2 separate regions of the Homo sapiens genome follow, and region 2 is linked to region 1. Evidence: chromatin loops called from intact Hi-C (ENCODE). Cell type or tissue: MCF 10A. All regions are shown on one strand.

Region 1 (8,000 bases):
ATTGATAGGCTCTTGGAAATTGACTTTCAGTGAAATGGCCTACAGCAGATGCTGGAAATGATGTTTCTTTCTTCATAGTTCCGTTTTAATGTTGATGAGAAAAAAAGTGTTGCCTTATATGCCATTTTGTGTTAAGCCACAGTTCCAAGAACCTATGGACAGCATTAAGTGAGGACTTACTGTACGTAAAGTAAAAACTGATAAAGTCGAAAGCAGAAATAGACAAATCCACAATTATAGTTGGAGAATTTAACATTCTCCACTCACTAACTGGTAGAACTATGCCATGGTTTTAGTATTTGTGTTCTTCCATGGAATCTACATGTTGAAACCTAATCCTAACGTGAAGGTACTAAAAGGTGAGGCCTTTGGTAGGTGACTAAGTCATAGGGGTGGAGCATCATGAATGGGATTAGTGCCCTTATTATAGAGGCCCAAGGGAGCTTGTTTGCCTCCTCCACAGTGTGAGGACACAGCTAGAAGGTGCCATGTGTGAGGAATGGACCCTCACCAGACACCAAATATGCTAGCACCTTAATCTTGGACTCCCCAACCTCCAGAACTGAAGTTTGTTTTTATAAGCTACCCAGTTTATGATATTTTTATTATAGCAGCCCAAATGCACTAAGACAGAAATTTGTACCAAGGACTAGGGATATTGTATAATAAATATCTAAAAATGTGGAAGTGGCTTTGGAATTGGGTAATGTGTAGAGGCTGGAGGGGTTTTAAGGTACATGCTAAAAAAAGCCTACATTGCTGTTAATGGTAAACAGGATTCAGCTGGGAGCACAGAAGGAAAGGAGAGCCATAGAGAAAGTCTCACTCTTCTTAGATAATACCTAAGTGGTCATGAGCATGATGTTAGTAGAAATATGGACGGTAAGGGCCATTCTGATGAGGTTTCAGATGGAAATGAGGAACACGTATTGGAAACTGAAGGAAACAAGTGGCAAAGAACTTGGCTGAATTGTGTCCATGCCCTAATGTTTTGAGGAAGGTAGAACTTGTGAGTGATGTGAGTGATGAAGCTGGGATATTTAGCTGAGGAAATATCTAAGCAAGATGTTGAAGGAGTAGCGTGGCTTCTCTTGACTACTTATAGTAAAATGTGAGAAGAGAAAATGATTTAAAGGCAAAATTTATAATGAAAAGAGAAGCAGAGCTTAAAGATTTGGAACATTCTTAGTCTGGCAGTATGGCATTAATACAAAATGAGATCGCATGTTCAGTAGTGAACGTCAAGGGTGTGACCAAATGACCATTTGATTAGGAGATTAGTATGGGTCAGTAGAAACCAGGCTACCCCCCAGATGACATATAGGTAGCTAACCTTGGTGGCATCAGCATGACACCATTTCCACAGGTGCACAGAGTACATGAGCTATGGATGTGCAGCTGCCTCCACCTAGATTTCAAAAGATGACCAGAGAATCTAGGGGCCCAGGCAGATAACTGCCACAGAGGTAGAGCCACTGCAGAGAGCCTCGGCTAGGGCAATGCCTAGTGGAGCCATAGGAGCAGGGGCTCTAGTGATGTTAGACAGGTGCAGCCGCCGGCTGCAACTCTAGCCTGGGAGAGCCTCAGGCATGCGGCTGCAACCCATAAGAGCTGCCATGTAAGCTGTGTCCAGCAAAGCCATGTGGGCAAGGCTGCTTGAGGTCTTGGCAGTCCAACGCCTGGCCCAGTGTGTCCAGAAGGTGGACATCAAGTCAAACAGGATTATTCTCAAGCCTTAAGATTAAGTGCTGTTTACCCTGTTGGGTCTTGAACTTACTTAGGACATGTTATTCCTTTCTTTCCTATCTCTTCCCTTCAGAATGGGAAGGTCTATCCTATGCCTGTTCCATCATTGCATTTTGGAAGCACATAACTTGTTTGTTTCACAGTTCACAGGTGGACAGCAATGTGCCTCAGGATAAAATATACCTTGGAGTCTCACCCTTATCTGATTTGGATAATATTTATAGATGAGACTCTGGACTTTAGACTTTGTAGTTGATGCTGGAACAAGTTAAGACTTTTGGAGAAATTGAAATGAAATGAATGTATTTTGCATGTGAGGAGGATATTAATTTGGGGGGGCCAGAGTTGGAATGCCATGGTTGGAATGTTTGTGTCTCTTTAAAGTTTATGTGTTGAAACCTAATACTCAATGCGATGGCATTGAAAGATAGGGCCTTTGGGAGGTAATTGGGTCATGAGGGCAGAGACTTTATGACTGGGATTAGTGGCCTTATAAAAGAGGCCCAAGGGAACTTGTTTGCCTCTTCCACTATGTGAAGACACAGCTAGAAGGAGCCATCTATGAGGAATGGGCCCTCACCAGACACTAAATCTGCTGACATCTTGATCTTGGCCTTCTCACCCGCCACAACTGTGAGAAAAAATGTTTGCATTTTATAATTCTATAATATTCTTGTTATAGCAGCCCAAACAGACTAAGACAAATGACTAGACAACAAGTCAGAAAGGATGCAGAAGAACTGAACAACACAAGCAACCAACAGAATCTAATTGGTATGTAGAATGCTCCACAGAATAGTAGAATTATGCATTTTTTAAGCACTCATGGAATACTCACCAAGATAGGTCATGTTCTCAGCCACGAAAAAAATCTCAACAAATTTTAAAAAATGGATATCATCCAGAGCATGTTCTCTGATCATAATGGAATAAAAGTTAAATTTAATAATAATAAGATTAACAATTTCTCATTACTTAGAAATTAAACAACACTCTTCTAAATAACCCATCAAAGAAGTCTCAAAAATAATTTTTTTAAAACATAGAACAGAATGAATTCTGTAGAAAATAAAACATATCACAATCCATGGGATGCAGCTAATGTAGTGCTGAGAGGGAAATTTATAGCACTAAATGCTTACACTAGAAATGAGGAAAGGTCTCAAATCAGTAACAGATGTGGCTTGGGTTGGGTTGGAGCAGTGAGTTTCAGCATCTCTCCCTGCCTTCTGCAGCCTGATTGACTCAGCCCATAGTACTAGAAGCACTGTGATCTTTTGGTGTTGCATGGTGCCTCAGGCAGACCTATTCTTAAGTACATGTAAGGCACCTCTTGAGGAGGCCCTGAGATACCTGGGGCCCACTTTAAAAGGACTGAGTTGAGACCTGGTGGTCTAGGTGTTATCAGTGGCTACACTCAACAACACGGATGAAACTTAGACATAACCACAGGCCAAAAAAGCCAGACCTGTCATAGAGTACTTATTATCAAATTTCATTTATATGGATATCACAATCAGACAAAACTAACCTGTGGCAGTAGAGGGCAGGATGGCAGTTCTTGGGGAGGAAAGAGACAGTGCTGTTTGGGAGGGAATATTAGAGGGGCTTTTGAGGCACTGATGCTGTTCTGTTTTTTTTTTTTTTTTTTTTTTTTCATTTGGGTGTATTCACTGTGAAAATTAATGGAGCTTTTTCCTTATTATTTGTGTACTTTCCTCTATGTCTAACTTCCAAGTTTATTATTATTTTATAAGTTAACGTGGCTTCATTTTTTTCCCCTAAAGGCTGATGAAGTTGCAGGCATTCAGTTTTCACTGGGAATGTCCTCCAGACGGATGTGTAAGAAGGCCAGGGTCAGGCTTCAGGAGCACCTAGGCAGGTTCACACTTGACACCTGTCACTCGTCACTCACCCGCCAGCCCACTGCCTGGTCAACGTAAGGCTGTCTCCTTGCGGAGACTGGCTCAGCACTGAAGTAATGGAGCTGTCTTTCTGTCTGTCTGGCTTGTGGTTTAGAGCAGGAAAGATGGAGGTGAGGAAAATGTCAATCAAACTGTCTCTTTTGCAAAGAACAGAGCAAGCCCTGCCACGTGCTTGGGTCAGAGTAGAATGAATATGGAGAAGTGCCTCCTCCTTGGGGAGATTCTGCATGGTTTCCCAGGCCGTATCGACTCTCCTGGATTCCTGTGCCACATTCAGCCGATTAGGACAGCACAGCAGACATTGGTTGAGTGCCTACTGCTTGCAGAACGCAATGTCTGCACTTCCCATGTTAGCTATGGTTTATGTATTCAAGCTTCCCTCTACTGAAGAAAGCCCAAGGAATGTCCAACCCAGGAACAAACCAGAGTGGTCATGGGTCAAAGCATCCTTCCTGCCATCTGGGCCAAGATATAGGACTCAAAGCTTAAGTCACGTGAACCACCCTGTGTGTCATGAGTTGATAAGTCTATAAACAGCCTCGCCCTGGCGCCATGAGGGGTGGCTTATGATTAACTTGTTAGAGCTGCAATGGCAGCTCCACACTGAAGGGCTCAAGAAGAGTGAGGTGACCTTAGCTGCCTGGAAATGAGCTGTTGAAGGCGGCTGAGGTTCTCCCTGACAGGAGGGGCCCTGCTGACGGGACGTTTCTTCTCCAGGGGTCACATAGCAGCTGGCCCATCCCCATTTTACAGATCATGAAGGTCAGGGTCAGAAAAGTTTAGTGATTTGGCTATGGTCGGGAGACAGGCAAAGAAAAATATGAAGAATTTTTTCTTCTATGGTCCCCTTTACCCCCTGCTTTTCTCTTTGCTTTAATTTCTTTGTATAGAGGCATCCAGCCAACTAGCACAGAATGTTGCGAAAACTTGGCCCACGGGATTCCAGAGCCTGTGTCCTCTGCTATGGCACGGAGAGGACTTCTGTGCACACACGTCCCCAGTGAGCCATTTCCCCTGAGTGGTTCCCTCTTTCTGCCCTTTGCCCTGCATTTTCACAGAAAGGTTTGAGCTCAATTTACAACCTCAGTGGGCCAGGGACTGTAGTGAATGAAGGGAGTGACTGAGAGCATTGTGGGGCAGTCCTGCCCCCTGGTGGGCAGCGTCACTTACTACAGAAGGCCGTATTTTAAAACTTTATTTGCAAAGATGAGGGCTGCATATGTTAGTGGCTAGGTTCAAAATGGAAAGCTAGTGAAATGGAAAATTTAGTGGTTAGAAATGTGGATGCTGGAGCCACGTTGCCTGGCTTCAAATCTTGGCTCTGCCTTGTATACACTCTAGTACAATGACAAGTTATTTAGCTTCTCCCATTTGTCAAATGGGAAAAGCAATCAGGCTTACATGCCAAGATTGTGGTGAGAATCAGATGAGTTAGTACACATTAAGTGATTCAGATGTTGCCTGGCAAGGAATCTTCACTAAATAATATCTAGATAGAGTTACCTTTAAAAATTATTGAATAGGATTTTCTGTAATCCCCATGAAGTCATTTGACAGGATTTGTGGATGTTCAGCATCTCAAACTGTGAAACATTGAGACCCATTTCCCATATGACTAGTTTATCCTCTGTAATAGTGATCACACAGGACAGGGGTTGGTAAGCTTTTCAAAGGGTCAAGGTGAACTCCTCGTACTGCTGGGGCCGAGGCTGCCCCCATCTTCACGTGACTGATGCATTGGTCTGGGGGTCTCCCGTCTCAGTGCACATAACAGCTCACATCATCACTATGGTAAGTTCCTTCAGGCAGGACAGTGCAGACCCTTCTCCCTTTCCTACTATGCAACTTCCTCACCCCCCTTTGTGCTCCCCACCCACATTTCAGCCATCTTTACCATCTGTCTATAACTATAAAGAAATACCAGGAGATAAAACAAAAGAAATTTCCTTTATGAGGTGATGAAAATCTTCTAAAATTGATTGCAGTGATGGTGGATATACTAAAAACCATTGAATCGTACACTTCAAATATGTGAATTGCACAGTATGTGCATTATGTCTCAATAAAGCTATTATAAAAGAATCTAAAAGGAGACTAAAGACAAACTCAAGAGGCCTCAGTGTATGGGCCATCATCCTTAGATCTCTGCACACAGATTGCTGGGGGAACAATGGCCTTACAGTGCCAAAGTGGCTATGGTCTTGAGACATGTCATTTTCGAGACCTAGACTTGGGAATCAACGTGAAAATAAACTTCATTGGCTAGGCGCGGTGGCTCACGATTGTAATCCCAGCACTTTGGGAGGCCGAGGCTGGGGTATCACCTGAGGTCTGGAGTTTGAGACCAGCCTGGCCAACGTGGTGAAACCCCATCTCTATTAAAAATACACACACACAAAAAAATCAGCCAGAGTGGTGGCAAGTGCCTGTAATCCCAGCTACTTGGGAGGCTGAGGCAGGAGAATCGCTTGAACCCAGGAGGTGGAGGTTGCAGTGAGCTGAGGTCGCACCATGGACTTAAGCCTGGGAAGCAGAGCAAGACTCTGTCTCAAAATAATAATAATAATAATAATAATAATAAAAGCAAAAAGAAAATAAACTTTATCCATCAAACACTCTTCTGGCTGGTGCCAATTTCAAGAACTATAAGCACCCTGTAGTGGATGAGCCTATATGATGGCACCACCTCAATCCCTTCATCTGTGACATGGTATCACTTGGCAGCCTTAGCAGCAAAGTATGCAAAAAAAGAACTGAGTGGTAGGGGTAGGAGAACTGAGAGATAGGAGGAGAATTTGGGGACAGACAAACCTCCCAGGCATAATGGGGGCCTCTGAGTGAAGTGGCTGGTTCTCCAAAAGATCTGGGTTTAGCTTCCCAACTTTACCTTAGATAAGAAATGTAACCCAGCAGATAGGAATGCAAAGGGGACTCGTAGATGGGCGTTGCTGCTCCAAGCCAGTCAGGGAGAAGACCAGAGTATTTTTGGTCATCATTCAGTCATCGTCTGGGAACTGGGGAGCAATAGACCTTGATCACAGAAGAGGGGACTGATGAGAACGTGGCAGAGACTTGGAGCTTGCCAAATGATTAGGTGGGGCTCAGGCCTGCACTGCAGCCTTGATAGAGAGCTGGAGAGCCTGGTGGAGACACCAGGACGTGGGCAAGGAAGAATTCCCGTGGCTCTGTGGGCCCAATGGCTGGTTTATCCCACAATGATTGAGTTTCTTACAGGGCTGGTCTGTGATTTAAACTTTTGTTGCCATGCACATTTACTCATTTGTTAATCACTTTCTCAACCAGCCACCTAGACTTTGCTAAGTGCCAGGCATCACGCAAAATGCTGAGAGAGTTACAAAAACAAACATGATTTGTTTCCCACACTCAAAAGTCTTATGGGGAAGACAAATATGTAAAGAAATAATACCAACTCCGTGTGGTCTTGTGCTATGGTTGTGGTTTGGAGGAGAAGATTTATAGCTGTGTACCTCAAACAGGGAAAGCCAGATGGGGATGTCTTAAATCTTGGATCCTATCCTGTATGGCCACTCGGCAGGATAAACAAGTCTCAGCAAGGAGAAGCTATAGGTAGCCAGGATGTTTAGGGGCTAAAGAGGTGGACAGTGATTTCCAAAAGAGAAAACCTTCTCCTTGATCCAAGAAGATGCAAAGTAATGGGGTACAGGCTCTGAATACCTAACGGAAGCACCCAGAGAAAGTTCCTCTTTGCCATGGGCCAGGTGAGCTCATAGCTCTGAGCACCTTTCTACTCTTCTTCCTTTCCCTTTACAAGGTTTCTCTTAAAGACCCAAGATTGCAGCTAGCTGAAGAGGGGAGGTGCACGGCCCTGAGTCATGTTGGACCCTAGAATTCTTATTTATTATTATTTTTTAGACGGAGTCTCGCACTGTTGCCCGGGCTAGAGTGCAGTGGCGCCATCTCGGCTCACTGCAACCTCTGCCTCCTGGGTTCACGTGATTCTCCTGCCTCGGCCTCCTGAGTAACTGGGATTACAGGCACACATCACCATTACCTGGCTAATTTTTGTTTTGTTTTGTTTTTGTTTTTGTTTTTTGTATTTTTAGTAGAGACAGGGTTTCACTATGTTGACCAGACTGGTCTTGAACTCCTGACCTCGTGATCCCACTGCCTTGGCCTCCCAGAGTGTTGGGGTTTACAGGCATGAGCCACCGCTTCTGGCCTGGACCCTAGAATTCTCACAGGCACCTGCACGTCTTCAAACCTGAAATGGATTGTTTTCCACAACTAAGAGTCACTGGGGAACACTGCATTATTTAAAATTTCCAGGGGAGTCATTTGGCCTGCCTG
Region 2 (8,000 bases), 890 kb before region 1:
TTATATGAAAGGATCCAGAGGATGGAACTTTTTGGAAATCATGTCTAAAGCTGAATTTCCCTCAGAGGAGAACCGGTCCCTCTATACTCACTACAGAATCACAAATTATCTGTGTAGGACAGACCGCATGCCTCATGCATCAGTCATTGTAAATCAGAATTCCATGTCTACTGGTGCTTTCTCACAAGACATCTCATATTGGTTTACAAAAGTAACATTTGGCTTTATGACTAATAACAAAACTTGCTCCCAGTCTCTGCTCTTTTTTGCCCCTCTACCACCCCCCACCTTTTCAAACTGAAGCCATTCTACTTGATTATTTGAATGGAGGTTTTATTCCTTAGAGAAGTGGATGGGTAAGAGTACATGAAGCCCCGCACAGACCAGAGAGGGAAGGAAGAAAGGAGGGCTTAATCCAGGAAAGAAAGGAATGAAGAACAAAGGCCCCTGCAGGCCAAATCTAACTTATCTCTTTCCCAGCTACACTTAAGTCTAATGCTGCTTGGATGGAATAAGTTTCAAACATAAATTGAGTTGGTCAGAGCTGAGTGGTTCCCAAAGAGCCTAGCAAACTGTCAGATGAGCATGCAATCGACTTGAATGCATGAGATGATCAAGAAACACTTGACTGATTCCTTTGAAAGGTTATGGTAATGTGGTTTCAAAGTTGTAAGTAAAATATTCCGTGTTTTCAGGTAAAATTGCCTCTTTGTCTCTGTTAAAAAGCTTTATTAAAATTAGGGGCAATAAGCAATTAGAAGTTTCATAGCTTAAAGAACTTTCATGACTCAAATGCTTCATATTTAATTGTAATTTATAAATCTTGAAAATAATCGCCTCAAAGGTAATTTAAATAACTTACTTTTTTCTGATGCTGAAATTCTCTCTTGCTAATTTCTGTAATTTCTCATTAATCTGAATTAGTTTCCCTTCTTACACTAATAAAAAAACATAATTTCAACTTCTGTCTAAAGAATGTCTCTTCAAAAGATAATAAATGGATAGGGACAAGTGGTTTTCAACTTTTAATGCTATTTAGTGTCCACTGAGCTAAGAAAATTTAAAAGAAATCCTCAAAAGTCTACTAACAATTACTTTTATCCATTGAAAGGAAAGTTGCCAACACCTAGATTTTAAGGGCATTGAGTAGAATTCTCCTTTTCATCTCTTTGAGAGAATCTGAGGTTTAAACCATGCTCCTTGCATCTTCCATTCAAGCAAAATTGTATTTCTCCAGGTGAGAATATGAAATGCAATGTCTGTTTACTCTGGTGTCAGAGCCTCTAGGTCTAATTTGAAAGCATAGGATGGCAGAATATAATGCAAAATCTAAAATTCAATTAGCAATAGGACTTATGGATTACCATTCCTTCAGTGTAAGGATGAGGGAAGAGAATTCACCCTAAAGGAGTTGTTGTCAGGCTAGGGCGGTGAGGAGCTGATGCCTCCCAAATCAACATTCTAGAATCCTGAGGACCTCAGGAAGAAAACATCGATATCCAAAGAGAGGGAACAACTTTATCAAAGCCAATGACAATGATTATATTTGTACAATGTCTTGCAATTTCCAAAATATGTTTAAATGGGCCCTCTGTGATGCTCACTAAACCAATAAAATAGGTAGGTATTACATGTTTTATTTTACAAATGCAAAAACTAAGGCTTGATATTTCACTGAGTAAACAGAGGCAGTTAGAATAAAACTTTCACAGAATCCCTCCACCAAATGGACCAGCTTGCCTCGTCTTTACTAACACCATCTGCCTTCCCTCCTGACACAATGGCTTGACTCACTTTGTCCCTACCTAAAGACAGCTCCCCCCTGCTGCACTGGCTGCATCTCGTACCCTTTGCAGGATCATCAGTTTTACACCCTTTAATGAGCACACAAACACGCTAAGATTGCTACCATACAATAAAAATCAGTTCCTCCAAGTACTGCACTGTATCTTTATTAACATCAGAATTCTTCAAAATAATTGTCAATCTTCTGTCATTGCTTCTCCACCTTTTAGCTAAGATCAAGTGTATATTGTTTCTGTCCACAACTCTTTATTCTATCCACCTTAAATCCATGGCTGTCAAGCTCTGTCCTTACCACTCCACTGACTTTTCTTCTGTGATCTCCATGCTCCATGTTTCCACATATAAGAGCCGGACCAAAGCTAACCTCTTCCTGCGTGACCCCAGCAGTGGTGTTTGGCACAGTACTTCATTCTTCCTCACCATTTTATCTTACCTCCCCTCCCACCTCTCTGGCCCAACCTTCTCAGTCTCTATCATTTCCTCCTCCTCTTTCCATCCTCTGAACTTCAGAGTGTCCTGGACTCAGCGTTTGCCAGTTTCTCCTCTCACCCACACCTCAGCCAAGCTCATGGCTTTAAATACCATACCACTCATGCACTCACTGCTCCCAAATTTGTACACAGGTCTGATCTCTCCCCTTACCAACATTCACGATGTTGGATGGTCCTGAGCAATCCGCCACATCTCCCTGTCTCACTGCTGAACTCTACTGAAATGCCCACATTTAAATTTGGGCTCCTGTCTCTAGGGCCACAGGCCCTTTGTTGCTATGACCTCTCATCCTGACCATGAGACCTCTCTCCCCCTTTTCTCAGAGACATAGAGAACCCTCAGCTGTTCTTTGACATCCCTGGTACCAAGAGTAACTCCGTGGGACTATCTCTGCCTCAATGACCCCCTGTCATCTCTATTCTACCACTCTCATGCCATGAGAGCACAGATTCCCTGGAAGGCTTTTACCGCCCAGGTCTTCAGGTGGAAGTGGAGCACTAGCCTCCTCTACACTCAGGTCCCAAGTGCTATTTGGGGCTGTGTTGTCTCCACCTTGGAGATAACATGGTAGGGGAGAAGAGATGGGTACAGGGTCCCTCTTAAAACTATTTCCATTCAGTTTTTCCTAATAGTCTCATCCATTTGTATTTTAGACAAATTTATCTAGACTCCTAGAGAGTAAATTTTTTAAAATTTGATAAATATTCTTCCAAATTATCCTGCCTTATATCTGGACCATGACCTTTTTACTTCAAAGCCAAGATTTAAGGTTCTGTTTCCAGTTAGGATGGATTAAGACCATCCCACCCTATCTCCCACTTACTGCAACTAATATGTCTTAAAATAGTATAGAAAAAAGTTATTGAAGAATGTTGAAAAGTAAATAGAAGCAGAGAGACTGCACAGAGAAATCAAACTCAGCAAATAACCCAGATGGCAGTAAATTTTTTTCCCTTTTTCTTAAAATTTGGTTCCTCTCATATTGCCTTACATAGAGTTTGGGGCAACCGAAATCCTGGAATTGTGACATATGGAAAAGGCTCCAAGGGAGAGAAAAAATAAAAACACACACTCTTACACTCACCAGAGAACCTACAAAAGAGTCCCTGCAGTATGGAGCTCTGTCGCGTCTCCCAACCCTAGTTCCGGTGAACACCCATAACAAATCTGGACTCCTGCAGTGGTGGCAGTGGTGATAGCAGCCCCGCAGCCTCCATGACTTGCTGCTTTGCCCTGAAGTGCACGCTGTCATAGGAAGCATGCAACAGCACAGAAACGCTAAAGTACCAGCTTCCTAACTAGGGCACCAGGAAAGAGTGACCCTAAGAATTGCTATGTGTGAGGAACATCACAGAGTAGAAGGAGCTAAAGACGAGAGCCTTTAGATCAATGTGTAAAGTCCTGAGATCATCCGTGAGCTATGGAATGGACAAGAATCAACATAGCAAAGACTTTGAGAACTAAACTACAACATTGAACACTCTCCAGGACCCAGACTGGCCCCTAGGTGGCACACATGTAAAGCAGACAAAATAGCACTGCAACAGCTTTGAAATTAAATTAACATTGAATGCACAGCCTAAAGAAAATGGGTCAAGACTTGCAGAGCAAAGCCAACTAAGTTAACTGCCTGTTAAAATAAAGCAAAACAGGCTGGGCACTGTGGCTCACACCTGTAATCTCAGCACTTTGGGAGGCCAAGGCAGGTGGATTGCTTGAGCTCAGGAGTTTGAGGCCAGCCTAGGAAACATGATGAAACCCCATCTTTACAAAAGCAAAAGCAAAACAAAACAAAACAAAAAAATAGCAAGGTGTGGTGGCACACACCTGAAGTTCCAGCTACTTGGGGGCCACTGAGGTGGATCAACTGATGCCAGGAGGTCAAGGCTGCAGTGAGCAGAGATAGCACCACTGCACTCCAGCCTGGGCTACAGAGTGAGACCCTGTCTCAAAAAAAAAAAAAAAAAAAATCAACATTCCCCCAGAAGATTTTATTAGGACCCAAAATCTTGTAACATAATATTCAAAATATCCAAGAGAGAATCCACAATTATCCAACATACATAAGAGCCAGGAAAACCTTTTTTAAAATTCTCAGAGGAAAAGGCAATTAACAGATGGCAATCCCAAGATAACAGAGATGTTGAAATTATTAGATAAATATTTTAAAGCAATTATAACCATGCTCCATTAGGTGACAGCAAACACTCTTGAAACAATTACACTAATTCCTGGCAAAGAATTAGTGGCTATAAAAAAAGAACCAAATGGAAAATTACGGAAATGAAATATAAAATAACAGAAATAAAAAATTCCCTGGAGAGGCTCAATAACTGAATGTATATGAAAATTAAAGAATCGGGAAGCTAGAAGATAGAGCAATAAAAATCATCTAATATGAACAACAGAGGGAAAAAGATGATTGAGAAAAAAAAGCATAGCCTGAGGAATGTATGAAACCATACCAAAGACTCTAACATTCTGATCAATGATGAGCCTGAAGAAGAGGAGAAAGATATTAGCACAGAAAAAAAAAAAAAAAAACAATAAAGAATACAGTGATGCAAAACAAAAAGAATAATTCATGAAAGAAAAAATTATAATTTGAATTTTTCAAATTCAAACATGAAGAGACATATCAGTGAAGAAGATACACATTAGCAAATAAGACCATGAAAAGATGTCCAACATCACTAGCCATCAGGGAAATACAAATTAAAATCAAGCTGGGATATCACTACACAAGTCTTAAAACAACTAAAATAAAAATTAATGTAAATACCAAACGGTAGCAAGGATGCAGTTAAATTAGATATCTCATACATTGCTGGTGAGATGACTAAATGGTATGCCCACTCCAGAAATAGTTTGGTAGTTGCTTTAAAAATTGAGCATACAGGCCAGGTACAGTGGCTCACGTCTGTAATCCCAGCACTTTGGGTGGATTACCTGAGGTCAGGAGTTCAAGACCAGCCTGACCAACATAGTAAAACCCTGTCTCTACTAAAAATACAAAAATTAGCTGGGTGTGGTGGCACGTGCTTGTAGTCCCAACTACTCAGGAGGCTGAGGCAGGAGAATCACTTGAACCTGGGAGGCAAAGGTTGCAGTGAGCTGAGAGTGCACTGCACTCCAGCTTGGGCAACAGAGTCTCAAAAAAAAAAAAAATTGAACATACAGGCCAGGAGTGATGGCTCACACCTATAATCCCAGCACTTTGGGAGGCCAAGGTGGGCAGATCGCTTAAGCTCAGGAGTTTGAGACCAGCCTGGACAACATGGCAAAATCCTGTCTCTAAAAAAAAAAAAAAAAAATTAACTGAGTGTGGTGGCAGATGCCTGTGGTCCCAGCTACTCAGGAGGCTGAAGTGGGAGGATTGCTTGAGCCCAAGAAGTTGAGGCTGCAGCGAGCTGAGATCACACCACAGCACTCAAACCTGGGCAACAGAATGAGATGTTGTCTCAAAAATAATAATAATAAAAATGAAAACTGAACATACCCTTACCATATAATCCAGCAATCATATTCGTGAGCACTTATTTAAACAATGAAAACATGTTCACACAAGATCCTGTACATGAATGTTCACAGAAACTTTATTAGTAATAGTGCAAAACTGGAAACAACCAAAATTTCCTTCAATAGGTGAATGATTAAGCAACCTGTCTCCATACCAATGAAAATGAATGGATGGCCGGACACAGTGGATCACGCCTGTAATCCCAGCACTTTGGGAGGCCAACATGGCCAGATCACCTGAGATCAGGAGTTCAAGACCTGCCTGGCCAACATATTGAAATCCTGCTTCTATTAAAAATACAAAAATTAGCCAGGCATGGTGGGCGCCTATAATCCCAGCTGCTTGAGAGGCTAAGGCAAGAGATTCACTTGATCCCAGGAGACGGAGGTTGCAGTGAGCCGAGATCATACCACTGCACTCCAGTCTGGGCAAGAGAGTGAGACTCTGTCTCCAAAAAAAATAAAAAATAAAAATAAAGGAAATGAACAGACTATTGATACATGCAACCTAGATGAATCTCAAGGATATTACTGAATGAAAAATGTCAATCTCAAAAAGTCACATACTATATAATTCCATTTATATGACAGTCTTAAAATGACAAGAGTATTAAGACGAAGCACATATTAGTGGTTGCCAGGGATTAGGAATGGGGGTGTTGCACATGACTAAAAAGGGCTAGCGTAAGGGAGATGTTTGAGGTGATAGAATAGTTCTGTATCCTGATTGCAGTTAGATGAATCTGCATGTGTGATAAAAGCGCACAGAACTGTACATGCACATTGTGCTAATGTCAGTTTTCTGATTTTGGTATTATGCTACAGTTACATATGATATAACCACTGGGAGAAACTGCAGGAAAGTTACATGGGATCCCTCCATATCATCTTTGCAACTTCCTGTGTCTATACTTAGTTCAAAATAAAAAGTTTTTTTAAAAGGGTCATAGAACAGTAAATCCAAAAAAGTGAACTGTATGTTAAAAAAAAAAAATTACAAAAACAAGACTTGCAGGCAGAGCTTCAGTCTTCTCCTGTTCTGGTGACCAGTTCTCACACACATGGAACTCACAGAGAAGAATTGAATATCCAGATTAAAAATCAAAACTCAACTGATCTGTCAAAGTAGTATCCACCTCTTTCCATAGAACTGGTACAGGAGTTCCCACGTGACTCCATGTTTGCCAAAAAACACATAGGAAGAGGTGTTCAACTGCAGCTTCACTGAAAGTTTTCCTAACTGTTGAGAAGAGAACACCAGACGAGATGTCTTTGTTTTGGATGTGACATCTGTAACAGCCATGGCCATTCACCAAGCACAAAAACAAAGTCAATCCACAAAGGAAGGCAGAGTGAGGAGAACCACAGAGAAGTGGGATTGGGGCCCGGTCCAACACCACACTGATTCTGAATCCACTCTCCATCTGGACCCCTTGTAATGTGACATAATTAACTTCTTAATTGTGAAGTCAGTCAAAGTTGGGATGGTTACCTGGAGATGAAGCCATCCTACATGAGATGGTAAGAACCTTCATTAACAGAGAACTCGCTGGATTTTCCTTGGTTTTGGAAGTTGTTCCCAAACACAAGTGGGTATCAGAATCACTTGCAGGTGATTAAACCATAGATTACTCAGTTCCATCCACAGACTTTCTAATTTCTTAGGTCTGAGGACCAAGGATTGCATTTTTAAGAAGTTCTCAAGTAATATTTACATTGTTCTTTCAGAGCTACACATGGAGAATCACTGTTTTGGACTAATTGCTTCAACTCTTTCCTGTTAATTCGAGCTCCCCTGCAGGGCAGTGAAATTGCTTGGCAGGAACACACCTGAATCCCATGTGATTCAAGGTAACTCAATCCCAAAGGCAAAAAGCATAAGGGAGTCATTTACTTTCCACAGTAATTACCCCCACCCCAGGGACAACATCCTCTATGCCATATGATAAATAATTCTTACATGAATAAAATTATCACTAAGCAAGCCATTCAGATTGTGATTATTTGGAGATTAGCAAGAATAGGATTCATTTTGTGTGACATTAAATAAAAATATCTTGCAGCTAAATCCTGAGAATGACTTGCTCACACCCATTTGGCAAACTGTTATCAAATAGATTCCTATGTTCTGAACACTCTACTAAGCACTGGTTACAAAGGTAAGTTGTCCTCTCTCCTTAAAC

What was found. Hi-C counts contacts between places; a loop is a spot of excess contacts. Peaks named below come from ENCODE experiments on the same cell type or tissue, not always from the same donor. Only the 100,000 strongest peaks of a DNase experiment are listed, where the experiment ranks them.
Region 2: it touches region 1 in a loop (7-fold over the local background); 4 of 110 quality-filtered maps call a loop at or near these places.

What each region holds. Positions count from the first base shown.
Region 1 is chr7:47,263,236-47,271,235 of GRCh38, reverse strand. No RefSeq gene overlaps it. Among named protein-coding and RNA genes, the nearest start is that of SNORD151, 200 kb to the left of the region's middle. In MCF 10A, a CTCF peak has its summit at 4,835 (motif pointing left); a DNase peak (open chromatin) is centred at 4,705.
Region 2 is chr7:48,150,774-48,158,773 of GRCh38, reverse strand. No RefSeq gene overlaps it. Among named protein-coding and RNA genes, the nearest start is that of ABCA13, 17 kb to the left of the region's middle. In MCF 10A, a CTCF peak has its summit at 3,819 (motif pointing right); a DNase peak (open chromatin) is centred at 3,793.